Linked DNA regions of Homo sapiens: all the other regions are linked to region 1. Evidence: chromatin contacts called from ENCODE Hi-C or POLR2A ChIA-PET data. All regions are on one chromosome and are shown on one strand. Each heading gives the region's core, a stretch centred on a gene start or an enhancer-like site at or near the end of the contact. The rest is flanking DNA. Distances are from core to core; before and after follow the strand shown. Region 1 holds the start of USP15 (ubiquitin specific peptidase 15). Region 2 holds the start of CDK4 (cyclin dependent kinase 4). Region 3 holds the start of EEF1AKMT3 (EEF1A lysine methyltransferase 3). Region 4 holds the start of CTDSP2 (CTD small phosphatase 2). Region 5 holds the start of GIHCG (GIHCG inhibitor of miR-200b/200a/429 expression). Region 6 holds the start of HELB (DNA helicase B). Region 7 holds the start of TMBIM4 (transmembrane BAX inhibitor motif containing 4).

Region 1 (2,549 bases), core at 31-2,530:
AAATTCTTAAGATATTAAAACGAATCAAGATAAAATCCTTATAATAAAATTACTGTCCATTTTACAGCATGAAGATAATGAGGTGCAATGATTTAAATTAACTCTCCTCAAAGCCATACTGCAAGTTGAGTGGTGAAACTGTGACATAACTCAGGTCTAAATCTTACTGTTCCTTTCACTATGCCATACTGAAACACTCTATGAATTATATACTACTGTTATGGTAACAGTGGAAAGTGAAAATATGTTTTATTATAATGAAGAGGCACATTATGCTTCCCAAAAAATAAGGAATTTTAAATTATGTTACATATTCACATATTTAAGTTATTGTAGATGCCACTTGATATGGTCGACAAGTGTGAAAATGTCCACATACATCCTTCAGTATTTTAAATGTATAACCTTTGGTATTTTACAAGTTTGAATATTAGCAGTTAGTTAAGCCTCAAGTGGACTTATCTACTTTTTGCAGGCCTACATTATCTTTCAAACAGAAGGGAAGGGCTGCACGTCTAACAGAAACGCTGCCGGCTTCTATCAAGCCACCACTAAAGCACAAGACCACGTGGTCTCTCATAAGCCCAAGGTTCCCTACTCCTCTCCCTCCTTTGACAAGGAACTGGAAACTAGGGTTTCTTTCTCTTATGTGGAGCCCTGACATGCCACCTGTGTAGTACAGACCGCAAACATCCTGCAGCCTGCCTCCCGGAAGACCAAGAATCAGAATAAAAGGGAACTTGGACGCCGACAATTCTAGGAAAGGAAATGAACAGAGAAGTAAAGCCGGTGAGATCGTGATAAGCCGCGGCACCGGGACCTGTCAAAACGGCGTATATAAGACTCAAACCAAACCACTATAACCTATCATTCGGGAAGGCCTGAGGTGGGAGCGGCACTACGGAAGGAAGGAGGACGAAGAGAACCGCACGAGTCAGAACCGCCGCCGCCGCCGCTCCCCGGATACCTTTCAGCATGCCCTGGCAAGCCAAGAACCCTGACCCTCATCTAGAGTCCAACCTTTGCCCCAACATTTCAGAAGCGGCCAAAATCCCGCTGCCCCGGCGGCCGCCGCCGGACCTGCCCGCACCTGTCACTAGCGAAAGAACCAGCTCGCGGCTCCCGCCCACTTCTCCACTATCCTCGGGCAACCGCGGGCATCTCAACCCCTTTCTCTTACCAGGTGTCCCCTTTCCGGAGCGAGGTTTTGAGCAGCGTCGCGATGTCAGACCGCTGGGTGTCCAGATCCGCCGCTCCGCCTTCCGCCATCTTCTTCCACTAGCGGTAGGGGAGGTGGCAGCGACGGCGGCGGCACGCCCCAGAGCATTATGGGAATGGCGTCCCACGGCCCCTCCCAGTCGGCCGGTCGAAACCAAAAGACACCGGGAGCGGGGGTGCTCCTCGGGACAAGAGGAGGCCCCGGGGGCGCACTGGGTGCGCGGCCATGGTCTGCTGCCCCCCATCGGTCCCCGCCCGTCCAGCATCTTGCCTTGGCCTCCTCTGGCCCGGGACTGCCGGGTTTTAGCTTTCCTCGCCGCCGAGGGCTCTGGCTCTCTCTCGCTAGAGGGATGCCACCGCCCTGTCCTCCCGTCCTCAGCGTTGCCTTCCCCTCCCTCTTTCCCACTGACGCCTTGAAAACCCTTATTTGCGCATTCACTCACGCTTGAGGGTGAGGTAGGGTGGGGCGGTGGTGTGGGGGCGTGGGGACGGCTAAGATATGGCAGAAAATGTAGCAGCTCAGTGACTGGGCTTTTCGTTACGAGTGGGAGAACCCAAGCTCGGTGAATATGGGCACACACAAAAAACACTCCGAAACCGAACGCTTGGTCTCCATGCCCTTCCTGGGTTCCTTCCAGCGCTCTTACTCCCGTTGTAGGTGGGGACCCTTTATAGGCTCTTTGTGACGCCTCCCCAGGCACACCCAGACGACTAAGCTGCAGTGAAAAACATGTCCCAGTTCATCGGTGAACAGGGAGTAGAATATGGACAGTATTGAATAATGCCAGATACTAAAGGAAGAAAACGTGCGAGAAACCCTCTTGTTTATACAGGATAGTAACATTTTCTTAGCCCCATCTTCGTATGGTGCCGTACACCTGAAATGAAACTAGATATGTCTTTAATTTGAAGTCAACGATTATGTTACAAAATAGAAAATCGAGTCGCTTAAAAATCAAATGCCAAGGTCACACAGCAGGTGGAGAGGTGAGTGGAGAGGCTGGTTCAAGAGCCCACATGCTATACAGTATAGCACACTCACTGCCTCTCCTTCTGAAAGCCTGAACTAAAATGTAAACTCTTTAAGAGCTGGAACTGGGTTCATCTTTTGTTTTAGCCTTTGTACACCTGGTGGTTAGCACAGTACTGATGGACATGTAAAAATTACCTAAATATTTGTTTAGTAAATGAATTGTGGCAAAATTACTTAAGTATTCCCGAGCATGATGTCCAGGGGTGTGATTTTAACATACCATATTGATGTGAAAAGTCTAAAAGATGGGCCGGAATCCCCACATCATTTCTCGTTTGCCCATTTTAAACCCTAACTC
Region 2 (2,549 bases), core at 50-2,549, 4.5 Mb after region 1:
TGGGAGATAAAGACCTTGGAGCCAATAAAACAAAGTAGGAGAAATCTACTTGTGTCTACCTAGGTGTCTGGGCAGAGGCCATTTGGGAACAAGTGTGTTCTGGACAGTGCTAAGTGCTAAGAAAGCGGCACTAGGGAAAAAGAGGGAAGCACAATAACTCCAAATGAGTAGTCACAAGGTTTGCAGAAGGGGGCATGTCATTTTCATTCATTGTGGTGGTCTGGAGGGTGCAGGGGGTGTGGTGGTAACTTTCTTGCACATGTGCAATCCTGTATCCGTCTTATATATGATGTGATAAATAATATCATATACATACATATATACATAGAAGCATATATGCACACATACAAATATCACATAATCATAGAACCTTCCTACTGGAAAAAAAAAAAAAACTTAAAAGGTCAAGTATTCCTGTCTCCTGCTCATCAATAACTTCTCTGCCAGATGGCCTCAGGTCTTTGCATTAACACTCCCAGGGAGGTTTGGAAGTTGGAAAAGTGAGAGGATTACCTTGTCACTGAGCCTGTTGGATTACTGTATTAATCTGCCTTCCGTCATCCTTTAATCGTAGTTTTGCCCTCAAATGGGCATTGTTTACTCCCTATTGTAGAAGACCCCATTGTTGGCTACATCTTTATAGATAGTCGTACCACTACTTTAAAGGGCCAGTGACAGACACCAAAAACAAAATAAAAACCCACATACACACTGGAAGCAAGCACTCAGTAAAATGTTGTAGAATTAATGAATGAAACAATGACACAAATGAGAGTATGTTTTCTCATGGTGGAGCGAAAAGGTGACAGCATCACCTCTGGTACCCCAACTCCCACCCCCTCCCCAATGCAGACAGGCTGAAAGACCGGTAGTGAGACTGGAGTTCAGCCTTCAGACCGGTAGTGAGACAATCCTTCAGCCGGGAGTTGGGCTCTGGGTGGCCTAGGTTGCCATGGCACCGCCTCGGGCTCCACCCTCTCTTGTCCCCCTCACCGCTCCCCCCCTGCAGCGGGGGTTGTGGCAGCCAGTCACGTGCCCGCCGCGTAGCCACACCTCTGCTCCTCAGAGCAATGTCAAGCGGTCACGTGTGATAGCAACAGATCACGTGGCTGCCATCGCCCCTCCGCCCCCTTACACTCTTCGCCCTCCTCCCAGTCGAAGCACCTCCTGTCCGCCCCTCAGCGCATGGGTGGCGGTCACGTGCCCAGAACGTCCGGCGTTCGCCCCGCCCTCCCAGTTTCCGCGCGCCTCTTTGGCAGCTGGTCACATGGTGAGGGTGGGGGTGAGGGGGCCTCTCTAGCTTGCGGCCTGTGTCTATGGTCGGGCCCTCTGCGTCCAGCTGCTCCGGACCGAGCTCGGGTGTATGGGGCCGTAGGAACCGGCTCCGGGGCCCCGATAACGGGCCGCCCCCACAGCACCCCGGGCTGGCGTGAGGTAAGTGCAGTCCCTTCCCAGGAATGAGAACCAGTGCCCGCCCCCCTCACAGCTTTCCACGCGTTCGTTTCGCGAGCTGGTTATGGAAGGGTCGCTCAAGGGCGGGAAGTGGGGCCTTTGTGGTCATGGGAAAGTATAATTTTAGGGACTGAGGTGTAGGATCTTCGATGCAAGGCATGTGTCATGTGTGATCTTTGTGCGGGGCGCGATTGTCCCAAAGGAAAAAGCGTTTTCTATTGCAGGGCCTCACGTGGCTGGAGGGGTTGGTATTGAGTCATTGTGTTATCTCTGGGGCCGGCCCCAAGGAAGACTGGGAGCGGGGGATGGGATGCTGGTGGTGTTCTTTGCGCTTTTTTTTTGGGAGTCCCTTTGTTGCTGCAGGCTCATACCATCCTAACTCTGTAAGCGACTTTTGGTGATAGGAGTCTGTGATTGTAGGGTCTCCCTTGATCTGAGAATGGCTACCTCTCGATATGAGCCAGTGGCTGAAATTGGTGTCGGTGCCTATGGGACAGTGTACAAGGCCCGTGATCCCCACAGTGGCCACTTTGTGGCCCTCAAGAGTGTGAGAGTCCCCAATGGAGGAGGAGGTGGAGGAGGCCTTCCCATCAGCACAGTTCGTGAGGTGGCTTTACTGAGGCGACTGGAGGCTTTTGAGCATCCCAATGTTGTCCGGTGAGAAGGTGGTGGAGGGTTGGGCGTGGGGAGTAAAGGGAAAAGACAGCCTATAGGTGGGGTGTGATGATCTGTAGAGAAGTGGGGACCCTGAGGAAATAATGAGAGGCCATGTTGGGTTAAAGGGGATTGAAAAGTGAGCATTTACTCTGGTCAGGCTGATGGACGTCTGTGCCACATCCCGAACTGACCGGGAGATCAAGGTAACCCTGGTGTTTGAGCATGTAGACCAGGACCTAAGGACATATCTGGACAAGGCACCCCCACCAGGCTTGCCAGCCGAAACGATCAAGGTGAGTGGGGTTGGTAGGCATTGAGAGGTGGATTGGGACCTTTGTAGTAGAACCTTCTGGGATTTCAGGTATGGTGCCTAGTTTCCAGTGCATCTGTACCTCCCCTTTGAAACTAGGATCTGATGCGCCAGTTTCTAAGAGGCCTAG
Region 3 (2,549 bases), core at 1-2,500, 4.5 Mb after region 1:
GTTATAAAGCACTCACGAAGTTTAATGTCTGCAAGTCTCCCTACAGAGTACCCCCATATGTGCATCTTGACAGAAGACCATGTCCAAAGCCAAGGCGCTTTTAAGTGACAGTATTCTCCATAAAATCACAAAGAGTAACACAAGGCTGGGTGTCGTGGCTCACGCCTGTAATCCCAGGCGCCTCGCGAGGCAGATGGATCACCTGAGGTCAGGAGTTCGAGACCAGCCTGGCCAACATGGTGAAACGTCTTCTACTAAAAATACAAAAAGTAGCCGGGTATGGTAGCGCAAGCCTGTAATTCCAGCTACTTCGGAGGCTGAGGCATGAGAATTGCTTGAACCCGGGAGGCAGCGGTTGCAGTTAGTGGGGATAGCAGCCACTGCACTCCAGCCTGGGCGACACAGTGAGACTCCGTCTCAAAAAAACAAAAAAAATTAAAAACAAAAAAAAAGCAACACGATAGAAACAACTCCTTCTTATAGGCCTGCCTGAGTTTTATTTCCTGCCCTCCCCAATCACCCACCCTAGGTGCTTTGACAGGCAATTCGCGCTGTCTGGCACGCAGAAGCAGACGCCAAAATAAAAACAAAAACAAATTTTAAAAAAAAATTTGTTAAAAAGAAGGGGTTAGACTGGGCCCAAAGTTCTCCCCTCTCCCCCAAAGATCCACGAAGTGACCATTTCTCCGCGCCCCTGGGTCCCCACTCTCTCCCGTAAAAAGCCAGCTCACGCACCCTGCAGCGCTGCCAAGATCCCCACGATGCCTGTCCCCGCACCCAGTTCGATCACCTTCTTGCCTCGGAAATCCACATTTTGACTCTCGAAATAATTGCACAGGCTCAGGGCCTACGGGAGAAAAGACAGAGAAAAAGACAGTCGTGAGGATGGCTCCATATGGGAGAGGCGGAGTCCGGGATCTGGACCTCCCACGGACCCTCACCCGGCGCAGCCCATTCCTCACCGCGTCCCACACGCGCGCCGCCACCCCGAGGCGGGACCCAAAGTTCTGCGTGATGGTCAGCACATGCCCACAGAAACAGAACTGGCTCTTCTCCGAGTAAGAGTCTGCAAAGAGCCCGACCTCCCGCGGGAACACCGATTCCGACTCAGATTCGGGATCTGGGCCGGGGTCCGCCATCCGGCCCGCCAAGGGAGTGCCTGGGCACCGCGGCCGGCGCTCAGATCCCGGATCCGGAGCGGGGTAGAGGCTGGGGGCCGCGAGCCGTCGTGGTGTCCCTGTGGAACGAGCCCCGCCTCCCTGAGTTTGCCCTCCTTCCTCCAGTTCGATTTCCTGGAGGTGGAATGAGGAGCTGCCCCTCCCGCCCCGGCCCCGAGCGCACACTCGACGAAACCCACACGGGACCACAAGAGTCAGACCGGGCGGACTGGTCCGAGACCAGGAGTAAGGGGACAGGAGCGAGGACTGATGCCACTGTAGAAGGCGAGGTCTCTAGACCCCTCTCACCTGTGGGGTGCACAGGTGCCTGCAACCAGGATGGTAACCCAGACCAGGCAGAAGCAAGCTAAGAGAAAACGTTGGGTCCCTGGGCCTGGCCTCGCCCTCCCAGTTGGAGGCTAACGGTGCGGAGGTTCCCTCCAGCACTCGCTCCTTACAGCCCTCCCCACCTAGCCCAGCCCAGCCCAGCCCAGCCCAGCTGAATTTGCTCTTGGGTCTTTAAGGGGCGGGAACTGCCACCAACGCGCATGGCTGCGTCATTAACTTGCGCCTCTGGCCTGCGCCTCCACGTGGATTTGGTAGAGAAACCCCGGACTGGGATCATGGCAGCCGAGACTCGGAACGTGGCCGGAGCAGAGGCCCCACCGCCCCAGAAGCGCTACTACCGGCAACGTGCTCACTCCAACCCCATGGCGGACCACACGCTGCGCTAGTGAGGAGTGGGCAGAGGGAGAGAGAGGAGGGCGGGATTCTCAAAGCAGCCGGGAGAGCAGTTGTGCTGCAACTGCTGGGAGGATTTGGGGTAGACCCGGGAGGATCAGATGGGTGACGTCAGTTTTTGGGGGTGGGACCGGGAGATTCGACCGAGAGAGGAGTTGGCGGGTTGAGAGTGGGCGTGGCGTTCGGGCCTAAGTCTGGGTAGCGGTGCTAAGTTTGGGAAGAGAAATAAATTGTTACTGAGACTGAAGTGATAGAGGCAGAATGTCGTTTCCATCTTTTGCTTTTGTTTGTTGGATTTAATAAAAAGGCAAACATATACACAATCCTGCCCGCACCTTACCTTACCTTCCCTCCCCGCAGAGCACAAACACAAAGTAGGATCCCAGTGCATTAGGCAGCCAGTCTCGGGAGAAGGGGAACTTGTGCCCCAGAAAGGGCAGTTACCCGGCCAGGGTCACATCAACCGCCAGAAGTGGAGTTGGGCAGGTCAGCGTTTATGGGCCTCATGATGGTCCTATGATTCACACTGGGAGTTAAGGGTGGTTTCCATTGTCCCTCTTAGAGGCCACAGGGCCCAGTGTTACAGAATTTTTGAGAAACCCTCCTCCCTTTTACCTCCCACCCTCACCCACCCACACACTCTCACAGTAC
Region 4 (2,549 bases), core at 24-2,523, 4.4 Mb after region 1:
CACAAAGCTGAAGCTCCTCCGAGAGACCTCCATCCATCTAAAGGAAGCTGGGACTGTGGGGGCAAAAAGAGAGGGGTAGGATGAGGGAGGTAGGGAGGAGGGGCGGAGTCGGGGCCGCCTAAATGGGAGTAAGTCGGTGGGTGTGAGGAAAGCCCAGCACCTCAGGTCTCATTTTCAGTGTTTTGGGGGACACAGTCCCGAGGTCAGTTCCAGCTCTTATACTCTGGAGTCCTAGGTCCGCCCACACGCACACACCCCTTTCGGGATTCGAAGGTTGTACTTTTTTTTTTTTTTTTTTGAGACAGAGTCTCGCTCTGTCGCCCAGGCTGGAGTGCAGTGGCGCGATCTCGGCTACCTGCAATCTCCGCCTCCCGGGTTCAAGCAAGTCTTTGCCTCAGCCTCCCGAGTAGCTGGGATTACAGGCGCCCGCCACCACGCCCGGCTAATTTTTTTGTATTTTTAGTAGAGACGGGGTTTCACCATCTTGGCCAGGCTGGTCTTGAACTCCTGACCTCGTGATCCACCCACCTCGGCCTTCCAAAGTGCTGGGATTACAGGCGTGAGCCACCGCGCCTGGCCTCGACGGTTGTACTTTTATGTGACTTGGTACGTCCTTGATTCTAGGGCTAAGCAGGGGGGTAAGGTAACTTCCGATCCGCCCCATCCCCTGCTGGAGTCAGGTTAGGCTTAGCGGCTTGTCTTGGTCACCCCTGAAGGGGGAAACCTTTCCACCTTCCCCGAGTGCGCCCTCCGAGAAAAGAACACCCCAGCACAGAGCACCAGAACGTGAGCTTCGGAGCGGCCTTTTAAATAGTTGGGAAGGGGGTGTGGCCGAGGAGACTGGGAGGCCGCAGTCTGGCGCGGGGGGAGTGGCCCGGGGGCGTGGCCGTGGCGCCTGGAATGTTGTTAGGTCCTCTCACCGCATAGTAAGGAGGGGCCACGCCCCTTTTCTCCAAGAGAGCCAATCGGAGCACCGGAACGGTTTCAAGTCTCCCCCGCCAGCCTGCCCGCCCGCCACCCCACCCCCCTTGAGGATTCGCTTTTTCCGTAACAAAATAGCAAAGCTCCCGACTGTCCGCAGCCCCGGCCGCTCACAGATGGAGGGTCCCAGGGCCTAGGACGCAGCCCCCAGCGGGAAGCTCCAGCTGGCCGTGAAGAGGCCGAGTCGAGAGCCGGGAGGCGCGCGGGGGTGGGCGCTGCAGCCGCGGGTTGTTTATCTGGAGTACGGAGGGGAGGGGGGAGCCTGGAAACCGCCCCGTGTCCCATTTCCTCCTCTTGTTTTCGCTCCGGATTCTCCATGTTGGACCCAAACTGAGGAGCCCGGAGCTGCCGCTGGGGGATCGGGGCCGGGGGCACCCGGGGGAGCCGCTGCCCGGGCCGCCCGCCCTTTGTACAGGCCGCCTCCCTTCCCGGTCCGGGGAGGAAACGAGAGGGGGGATGTGAACAGCTGTGGAAGTCGGAGTCTCGGGAGCCGGAGCGGGCCCCCGCCCAGGCCCCCCAGCCCAGCCCAGCCCGCGCGCCCGCCCGTCCTCCCGCCCAGCCAGCCCGGGCCCGCGGGATTGTTAGATGGAACACGGCTCCATCATCACCCAGGCGCGGAGGGAAGACGCCCTGGTGCTCACCAAGCAAGGTAGGGGCAGCAACTTCCCAAAACTTTGCGTCGCCCCCGGGCGCGGAGGGGGCTAGCACAGCCCCGAACCCAGGTCTCGGCCCTTGACCTCCAGGGCTTAGAGCCAGCGATCCCGACTGGACCCCTCCGGTCCATCCGCCCCCGCATCCCGGCTGGCACTCAGACCTCCGTGGGGGTTGCACGGGGATCCCGGCGCCCGAGCGGAAAGGGCGTCTTCGGCGCAGCTGTCACCCTGTCCCGCAACCCCTCCCCCTCGGGGCTGAGAGACGGAGGGGTAGCTCTCGAAGCACTGGGCCACTCCGCGTCCACCGCCTCCGGAGTTGGGGGTGGGGTCGTCACTTTCCTTCACCGCCGCGCGCGGCTGCCCCGGGATCGCGGGGAGGGGTTAGGAAGGTGACAGAGGGAGCCCCAGGTGGAACGGAACCGAGACTGGAGTCCAGCACTTGCAGGCCCCCCCAAGCCCGAGGTCGTTCGGGCAGCTAGCTGGCGGTGACGGCGTCCGGCGGGACTTGGGACCAAGTTCACCTCTTGGAGGCGGGGGCGGTCGCGGTGGGGGAGGGGCCCGGGCCCTGGCGCACCAGACGTGGCGGGTTCCCGGCTCAGCGCAGGCCCCGGGACCTTGGCGGCGTCGGGCTCCCTCCCGGCTGCCTCTGACCAGTTTCGCTGAGCAAACAAGCCCGACCCTGAGGCCCGGCCAGAGCCCCTCCCTGCCCGGTGCGCTCCCCCGGGGCCGGCGCTGCACACACAGAGCCGCGTTTGTTTAGCCCGGGAGCGGTGTCCCTGGTTACATAATTCGCCGGATGGCATCAGACCCGGCGTGGTTCTGAATCGCGCAGCGAAAAAGTGCGAGTTCTCTGTGGGCAGCGGCTGGCGGCCCCCGCCTTCCAGAGCGTCAGGTGGAGGCGCGAGGGGGCCCGCA
Region 5 (2,549 bases), core at 36-2,535, 4.3 Mb after region 1:
ACCTCATCTCTACTAAAAATACAAAAATTAGCTGGGTGTGGTGGCGCCGCCTATAATCCCAAGCTACTCAGGAGACTGAGGCAGGAGAATTGCTTGAGCCCAGGTGGTGGAGAGGTTGCAGTAAGCCGAGATCGGGCCACTACACTGCAGCCTGGGCAACACAGTAACTTTGTCTCAAAAAAAAAAAAGTTTTTTAAGTTCCAAACTAGCATATACAGTATGATTCCATTTTGAATTTGTACTTACTATAATTCATAGAAAGGGTCTGGAAGACTCCTACAAAGTATTCACATTGGTTGTCCTTAAATGGGTAGGATTTGGAGGTTTTGTGTTTTGGGGGTTTTTTTGGCCTTCATTTTCTAAAGCAAAAATAATTGCTTTTTTAATGGGAACTAAATTATTTAAAATTGTATAAATCTATCACAGTAACAAATAAATTACATATAATTGTAAAGAGTTTACCACCTGTCAGCTGTGAAAGTTGATCATATAAATCGGGTCACTTTTGTCATACCAGTTAAAGAGTGGAGAGGCCAGAGGGAAAAAACATTCAGGTCACAAATATCACTTGAAAAATATAATTCTCTACAGGCCTGGCTGCTGAAACTGCCTGCTAACACTTAAAACCAATTTAATCTAAAGGCTACTAAGACAGTCTGCTACAATTCTAAGACTAATTTTACCCACCACCGTCACTCAGCAATCAGTTTGCCAACCCCACCAAAACATTAATAGTGCCAATAAACTCTCTTGGAGACCAATACGTAACATTTCTCCTTCTTATAAAGTCTCTAACCTCTTCACTCTTCAGACATCCCGAAGACCACCCCAGTCTACATATATGCCCCAAATTACTATTTTCTTCCCAAATAAAGCATTCTAATTTCAAAGATTCATCTCTATATTCTGACTTAACAGCTTTTAACACTTAATGCTGTTTTTTAGTTGACAAATAAAAATTATATTTATAGTATAAAACATGTTTTGAAATATATATACATTGTGGAATGGTTAAATAAAGCTAACATGTACCCTTCGGCTTTTTAAAAACTAACGTCCAATTCATCCAATTCCGTGAGAGTAAAGCCTTTGCTTAGCTTTCCAGTCCTGTTAAACGGGGGGGAAACAACAAAAGGGTCCTCAGGGCCCTGCCCAACAATACGCCACATTCTGTCTAGTAAAGCCACACAGCCAGAAAACGCCAGGTGACTGGCAGGCAGATACTTCCGGAAGAAGTCGGCCCTCCGAACCCGGAAGTGAAGCGATAAGACGCACGGTGTTCTGGGAGGAGTTACGCAGGCAGGGTTGTGGTTGCTGGCTGTTACCAGGACAACCGGAGGCGATTGACCGTTATCTGCGGTTTGGAGCCGTTAGCGGGAGAGGCAGAGATATTCAGAGGTCTTTTAGGATGCGCTAAAGGGTCGTGAGGGCTCTCTTAAAATTTTCTTCACAAGCGGTTATCCAGTCGTGCCCCGCGGCCCTGCTGCTGGCCCCGGGGATCTGAGTCGTACCCTCTTGTTTTTCTCTGAGTCAGTCTTAAGGTGAAATGAAGTGTGGCCCAGTGGCTCCTCACTGTCGCTTCTCTAGTTTTCTGCCTCCTTTTAGAAAATGTAAGTTGAGAATTTCTAATTTACATCGGGATGTGTTCTAATGCGCTTGTTTTTAAAACTGTGGAAAATTTTTAAAAGAAAATAAATCTCACCAGTCATCCAGCTACCCAGAAGTAACATTTTCATGCATTACCTATTAATTTTTTTCTCTGCATATTTTTTCATAGTTGAGATAATTTAGGGAAAACCATTTTGTGTCCTTCATATATGGATGAATACAATATAATTTTGGTATTAATATCATAGCAACAAAGAAGGCATTGAAGGCTTTAAATCTGTTTACAGTGAATTGAAAAGACAGGATGAAGTGGACACAGCATGTGAAGACAATTCTTTCAAGAAGTTTGGCTGTCAAGGAAAACAGAGAATGTGAGTAGCCAAAGCAGAATGACAGTGAAAGAAAGAAATTGGGAGCCAGACAATACAGCCCGACAGTTTACGCCTGTACGGATGTACCTCTTTCACAAAAGATTGAGTATGCTTGGGGAAAAAAAATACACACTATAATAGGAGAAAATGATGAAGAGAAACTGAGGTAAAGGTAATTGGAAAACAAAATAAAGCCAGGGGTATATTAATACCCCAAAACTTCATACCAAAAGGTCCGTGTATTTACTAGAGGGGTGCCACAAATTGGGCTCTGAGGTTCCTAGCAATTAAACCAAAGGGAAAATATAAGTTTAACATGATCCGTATGAGGGAGGAGGCCTAATGGCATATTATAGAATCCTGTTACACATTAGCTGTATGAAATTGATTGGGTAATGTAAGCTCTTTAGACCTCATTTCTCCGTCTCTTAAAGAGTGGGGAGAGGAAGCAGGAGACTGTTAGACGAGTTGATCTTTTAATATCTCTTCCACTACTGACAGTCTATGATCATATAGGCCAGAGACGGCAAACTCAGATGCCTAAATTAGGGACTAAGAAAGTTTCATAAG
Region 6 (2,549 bases), core at 20-2,519, 4.0 Mb before region 1:
CACAGGAAACTACTTATACAAGGTTTACCCGAACCACAAGGTTACTAACACCAATTAACAATCATCTGTGCACTGAGGTGTTCCTTGTGTTTCGTTTTTCTTTTTCTTTTCTTTCCTTTTCGTTTTTTGAGATGGAGTTTCATTCTTGTTGCCCAGGCCGGAGTGCAATGGTGTGATCTCAGCTCACTGCAACCCCCACCTCCTGGGTTCAAGCAATTCTCCTGCCTCGGCCTCCCAAGTAGCTAGGATTACAGGTGTGCGACATCACGCCCGGCTAATTTTGTAGTTTTGTTGTTGTTGTTGTTGTTTTACTAGAGACAGGTTTCACCATGTTGGTCAGGCTGGTCTCGAACTCCTGACCTCAAGTGATCCACCTGCCTCGGCCTCCCAAAGTGCGTGAGCCACCGCGCCCGGACTGTTTTGTTTTTCCAAGAAGCTGAGGAAGAACCACGTATTTGACTCCAGGCAATATAGGATAATAATTACAAGTTCTCATTCTATAGAACTTGAGGATAAGTGGTCAGAAGGAAAAATAAAAGTTCCGATTCTGGGTGGAAATAGAGACTCAACATCCACTGTTTCCTTAAGCGTAAAACTACCTTACATTAAAGGTACATTAAATTAAAGGACGACCATTAAAATGAGAATAATTTTAAAAAAAAAAAAAAAAAAAAAGGGCAACCCGCTCGGGTCCCCTTCCACACTGTAGAAGCTTTGTTCTTTCGCTCTTTGCAATAAATCTTGCTGCTGCTCAAAAAAAGAAAAAAAAAAAAAAACCACATAGTATGTGTCCAGTTAAAGTCACTGCTATTATTATAGTCATAATTTTACCCTTGGTAGGATGAAGCAGCTAGACCACTGATAAGCTAAATCTGTTAGCACGACTGGGTGCCTTGCTCAGGGCAAAGCCAGAATGGGAAGCGCTACTTTGGACCCTCCAACCCCATCCCCCGGGCAGACGCCTTCCTCACCGCGGAGGCACCCGGGGAGGCTGCCAGCCTTTACGCCCCCACTGCAGAGCTCCTCGGCGTCGATGAACACGGACTCTTCATCCTCCTCCACGTCGTCGTTTAGGTAGTCGTCGTCCTCCTCCACCAGATCCCTGGGTGGGAGCAGAGGTCCCTGAAGTTGGCGCAGGTACGGACTCGACCTGGCCATGCTTCTCCTGAACTCAACCCAAACAACTCGGGAAAACCCTGGCTAACTGCATGGTCATGATCAGCCAATCAGTTCTACGACTGTAAGGCCATCAACTTCCGGGAACGGCCTGGCGGCCGCCAGCGTACATAAAACCTGAAAGGCAGCGAAGCTCCGCCCCAAGTTTCCAGGAATTGCCGAGGGGAGGGCATGTGGAAGGGGCGGGGCAAGGCGGGTTAGGGGCGGGGAAGGGAGAGCGAGGGGCTGGGAGATGGGCGGGGCTTCCGCTCCTTTTGGAGCCTGGTGCTGGGCGGTGATTATCAGGAAGGTGCTGGGACGAAATCAGCGCTGGGGAGTGACAGGCGTGGCACCTGCAGAACCGCCAGTGCACGGCATCTCCTGCGGAGAGAGAACGGGGAGAAAGTCCACTTCTGCTGAGCTTGAAGAACCTGGAAAAGCAACCCCCACCCCAACCTTCCCAAAACGAAAGTATAGCAGATGCCCTTCTGGAATCGGATCTAGGGCAGGGACCTAGAATTCTGTCTTTTTAATGTACATTCCGGGCTGTCCATTTTGATGCTCAGCTAGGTTTGGACACCACTGGATTAGATAACATTCAAAGTTATTTTTATCCTTTCCTCTGTGAGTACACCCTGGTCTCCCAAACTTATTTAAGCTGGGCTGCTACCTGCTGACAGTGGGGCAAAAGTGTCTCTTTGCAGCCCAGAGTATAGACAGGAATAGGAGAAGGGAAATAGAAGAGAAAGGAACGTGGTTTTAAAAACTATTATGGGGCTATGATTCTCTTACTTGATGAGGATGGTACTTGAAAGTCTTGGTACTATTTAAGAAATACCATAAATATATTACTACATTACTGTATTGATACTGTTTATTTTGGGATTATTCCTGAAATAACTAAACACACACTATTTACTAAATCCAAAAGCACCTGATGCTATATTTAAATATATATAAACGACAACTAGCACCAAATATTTAAGAAAAATGTATAGGAGAAAATATAAAAATTGATTTCTTTTCCTTTGGGTACCAATTGAAAAATGCCCACTTTTGTTGCTTTTAAAAGAAATACTGTTGCAGCTGACAAAACACCAGTGTTTCCAAGGATTGGCTATATGAGGTTGAATTCCTTTGACATTCACATGGCTACTGTTTCCACCACAACATTGAATCTCCTCTGACAAATGTCACACTTACTGTCCTCTTCGTTTCAAAAACCAGTGGATACTTTTCAGCCTTTGTTTTACCTGACCTCTCAGCAGTATTTGATACTGATAAGTATTTTCTTCTTGTAGCATTCTGCTGCCGGGGCTTTTGCAGCTTGCCTTCTCAGATTTTTCTCCTTTCTGGCTATTTACAGTCTTGGACCCCTCTGCTTGCCTGTAAGT
Region 7 (2,549 bases), core at 22-2,521, 3.9 Mb before region 1:
TGTTTTGTTTTTCTTGTCATTGTGGAAGTGACGTTAGTTCTTTTGGCAAAGGCTTCTGAGAACATCAAGTTTAAGGATTTAGTTTAGAATAGACTGTTCCACAACTGTTCTGAATTCCACTTGCTAAGTGTTCGGGTGTTGTGGTTAAGGTGAGGACTGGGCAATGTGGGTAGATCAGAGTAAACTCATCAAAACAATTCCAAGGGACCCTAGGATGACACTACTCTGGGTATGTCTACACCTCTTTATATTGGAATGACAACAATATCATGAATATTCACTCTAATCCATTGTATTTGCCACCATCATCTCTCTCTTACAGTAATACAACTTTATCCCCTTTTCTCTGCCTTTGGTAATGGCCCTCTTCAATGTATTCTACTTCTGGCCTAGGATGATCTGGCCTTTGTTTATCTATCCAGCCTCATTCTTTGCCACCTGTCCCCTACACCAGCTGAGCTTCACCGTCTCCCTCTTTGCAGACGTTGGTCCCTTGAGGCCCAGCCTACATCACTGCTCTTTCTCTGGTTGGCTCCTACTTGCCTTTCAGGATTAAATATTACTTCATTCAGAAAGCCTGGTTTATAGAAAGTGCTCAATAAATGTAGGTATTATTATTATTTTAAAATAATAGAAGTAAAAATGCATCCTCGGTGTGATTATTGAAAAAGTGGATGAATGAGATGGGTATTTGTTGAGTGGATGGGTGACTGGGACATGGGTTCTATCACTTTAGCAACTCTCCAAGGTGAAAGGACTTAAAGTGTGTTCAGGCTGGGCGCGGTGGCTCACGCCTGTAATCTCAGCACTTTGGGAGGCCGAGGCGGGCGGATCACGAGGTCAGCAGATCGAGACCATCCTGGCTAACATGGTGAAACCTCGTCTCTGCTAAAAATATAAAAAAATTAGCCTGGCGTGGTGGCAGGCGCCTGTAATCTCAGCTATTCGGGAGGCTGAGGCAGGAGAACCGCTTGAACCCGGGAGGCGGAGGTTGCGGTGAGCCGAGATCGTGCCATTGCACTCCAGCCTGGGCAACAAGAGTGAAACTCCATCTCAAAAAAAAAAAAAAAAGTGTGTTGAGAAAAGTTTCACTTCAGATGACGCCGGGAATGTAAACCGTTTTCTCTTCCATTCTAACTCGGAGCCATCCCCGCTTTCTCCGCCCAGCTGGAATTTTTGAAGCGAGAAAATCGACTCGCTCGGTGTTCGCCCGCCGACGCCGCACGGCTTGCTGGGGCTGGGCTCTTCCTCGCGGAAGTGGGGAGGAGGCGGTTGCGGTTAGTGGACCGGGACCGGTAGGGGTGCTGTTGCCATCATGGCTGACCCCGACCCCCGGTACCCTCGCTCCTCGATCGAGGACGACTTCAACTATGGCAGCAGCGTGGCCTCCGCCACCGTGCACATCCGAATGGGTACGTTGTCCCCTCTCCAGTGCCTCCCAGCCGCTTGTCTGCACTGCTCGGCCTCTAGAAGCCGACTTCCGGCTTCCGAGGGAGAGCGGCCATCTCCTGGGACTCACAGGGAGTGCTCACTGAGCTCCCGGCCCTCCTTCTCCGGGTACCAGAGGACTGGCGCCCTCCTCAGGGAGTCGGGGAGGCGCTTCCTCCCCTCCTAGCGGGTGTGGGAGGGCGCCAGGCCCAGAAGGCTTGCGGCTGTCCTGTGTGCGCCCCGGCTCCCCAGCGGGCGCCGCGGTGTAGGAAGGGACAGATGGAAACCGCCGCAGCCTGAATTTGGCATCTTGAAGTGAAAAGAAACGTCGTGGAAATGAGTCGGTTGATCACTGTGACTGACGTACACACGAGTGGAATCCACGGCCTGATGTTTTTGTTCTGTGGGGTTTCGCGTTACAGGCTTATATTTACCGTCCTGTGCTAGGCTGGAAGCTCCCTGACGGCACTATTTCCTCTCCGCAGGGCCCAGAATGCAACAGGTCTTTGAGGATTATTGAGGAAGTTGCTCAACACAGAAGCTTCCTAAGTCAGTCTAAATTGTGTTTTAAGTTATTACGTAGTAGCCAATGGGCAGAAATTTTTGAATTTAAAATGCTCAGCTTCATCTACGTGGAAGCCATTGCCTGCTCTAGTTTGGTCATTTGATCGCCGAAACAGCCCCAGACTTTCAGCCTGTTTAGGCAGCTGGAACTTGTTCTGGAAAAGGAAAGATGAAGATAGTTCTGATGTGCTAAGAATCTTAGTGCCTAGAACTTGTTCTGGAAAAGGAAAGATGAAGATAGTTCTGATGCACCAAGAATCTTGGTGCCTAGCATTTATATTTTTGGAATTGAATTTTGAAATTATTTTGGCCAGTGAACTCAGCTTTTTTTTAAAAAAAATTAATTGTGGTAAAATACAGGTAACATAAAATTTACCGTCTTAACTATTTTTAAGTGTATAGTTCAGTAGTGTTAAGTTATTCACATGGTTGTGCACTGTTAAAAGAAAAACTTTAGACACATTAAATCTAACGGAGTTTGAGCACAGAATGATTTGCGAATTGGGCAGGTCCCGGAACCAGAATAAGGTTCAGAGTGATGAGTCCTGCCGCTTGGT

Evidence for each region. Hi-C counts contacts between places; a loop is a spot of excess contacts on that map. ChIA-PET counts read pairs that join two places held with the same protein, here RNA polymerase II (POLR2A). Pooled maps may share reads with other maps.
Region 2: a pooled map shows a loop between it and region 1 (9-fold over the local background). The contact joins the promoter of CDK4 here to the promoter of USP15 in region 1. A Hi-C loop is called at or near these places in 10 of 50 pooled maps.
Region 3: a loop to region 1 is called in a pooled map, with 10 times the contacts of the local background. The contact joins the promoter of EEF1AKMT3 here to the promoter of USP15 in region 1. A Hi-C loop is called at or near these places in 7 of 50 pooled maps.
Region 4: a map with no recorded cell type shows a loop between it and region 1 (11-fold over the local background). The contact joins the promoter of CTDSP2 here to the promoter of USP15 in region 1. A Hi-C loop is called at or near these places in 3 of 37 single-sample maps with no recorded cell type and 7 of 50 pooled maps.
Region 5: a loop to region 1 is called in a pooled map, with 7 times the contacts of the local background. The contact joins the promoter of GIHCG here to the promoter of USP15 in region 1. A Hi-C loop is called at or near these places in 2 of 168 maps with a recorded cell type or tissue (B cell and CD4-positive, alpha-beta memory T cell), 7 of 37 single-sample maps with no recorded cell type and 18 of 50 pooled maps. POLR2A ChIA-PET finds 5 or more read pairs at or near these places in 3 of 52 experiments (A673, T-cell and activated B cell).
Region 6: a loop to region 1 is called in a map of B cell, with 10 times the contacts of the local background. The contact joins the promoter of HELB here to the promoter of USP15 in region 1. A Hi-C loop is called at or near these places in 3 of 168 maps with a recorded cell type or tissue (B cell and naive thymus-derived CD4-positive, alpha-beta T cell), 2 of 37 single-sample maps with no recorded cell type and 13 of 50 pooled maps.
Region 7: a loop to region 1 is called in a map of naive thymus-derived CD4-positive, alpha-beta T cell, with 4 times the contacts of the local background. The contact joins the promoter of TMBIM4 here to the promoter of USP15 in region 1. A Hi-C loop is called at or near these places in 1 of 168 maps with a recorded cell type or tissue (naive thymus-derived CD4-positive, alpha-beta T cell), 1 of 37 single-sample maps with no recorded cell type and 7 of 50 pooled maps. POLR2A ChIA-PET finds 5 or more read pairs at or near these places in 1 of 52 experiments (activated CD4-positive, alpha-beta T cell).

Annotation. Positions count from the first base shown.
Region 1 is chr12:62,259,135-62,261,683 of GRCh38, reverse strand. It overlaps USP15 (ubiquitin specific peptidase 15), which reads right to left and starts at 1,280. Exons shown (of 22, transcript NM_001252078.2): 1 at 1,181-1,280. The coding sequence starts at 1,269. MIR6125 (microRNA 6125) reads right to left here and starts at 1,325; the gene lies at 1,230-1,325. It also overlaps a transcript of TAFA2 not described here. RefSeq lists enhancers at 1-51, 775-824, 1,045-1,404, 1,955-2,024 and silencers at 1,445-1,554, 1,635-1,694.
Region 2 is chr12:57,751,060-57,753,608 of GRCh38, reverse strand. CDK4 (cyclin dependent kinase 4) reads left to right here and starts at 1,299. Exons shown (of 8, transcript NM_000075.4): 1 at 1,299-1,434; 2 at 1,873-2,109; 3 at 2,267-2,402; 4 at 2,519-2,549. The coding sequence starts at 1,892. RefSeq lists silencers at 850-969, 1,200-1,279, 2,010-2,149 and an enhancer at 940-1,673.
Region 3 is chr12:57,771,315-57,773,863 of GRCh38, reverse strand. It overlaps EEF1AKMT3 (EEF1A lysine methyltransferase 3), which reads right to left and starts at 1,250. Exons shown (of 3, transcript NM_015433.3): 1 at 963-1,250; 2 at 736-847. The coding sequence starts at 1,139. It overlaps METTL1 (methyltransferase 1, tRNA methylguanosine), which reads left to right and starts at 1,759. Exons shown (of 6, transcript NM_005371.6): 1 at 1,759-1,890. The coding sequence starts at 1,781. RefSeq lists enhancers at 1,086-1,595, 1,726-2,015, 1,701-2,549.
Region 4 is chr12:57,845,453-57,848,001 of GRCh38, reverse strand. CTDSP2 (CTD small phosphatase 2) reads left to right here and starts at 1,273. Exons shown (of 8, transcript NM_005730.4): 1 at 1,273-1,630. The coding sequence starts at 1,567. RefSeq lists silencers at 792-971, 1,042-1,121, 1,132-1,561, 2,152-2,451.
Region 5 is chr12:57,934,900-57,937,448 of GRCh38, reverse strand. It overlaps GIHCG (GIHCG inhibitor of miR-200b/200a/429 expression), which reads left to right and starts at 1,285. Exons shown (of 3, transcript NR_038269.1): 1 at 1,285-1,610; 2 at 1,896-1,979. RefSeq lists enhancers at 859-1,359, 1,360-1,860.
Region 6 is chr12:66,301,213-66,303,761 of GRCh38, reverse strand. It overlaps HELB (DNA helicase B), which reads right to left and starts at 1,269. Exons shown (of 13, transcript NM_001370285.1): 1 at 972-1,269. The coding sequence starts at 1,158. RefSeq lists enhancers at 1-248, 279-378, 1,010-1,089, 1,150-1,199.
Region 7 is chr12:66,168,718-66,171,266 of GRCh38, reverse strand. TMBIM4 (transmembrane BAX inhibitor motif containing 4) reads left to right here and starts at 1,271. Exons shown (of 7, transcript NM_016056.4): 1 at 1,271-1,412. The coding sequence starts at 1,316. RefSeq lists enhancers at 1,290-1,369, 1,013-1,537, 2,020-2,119.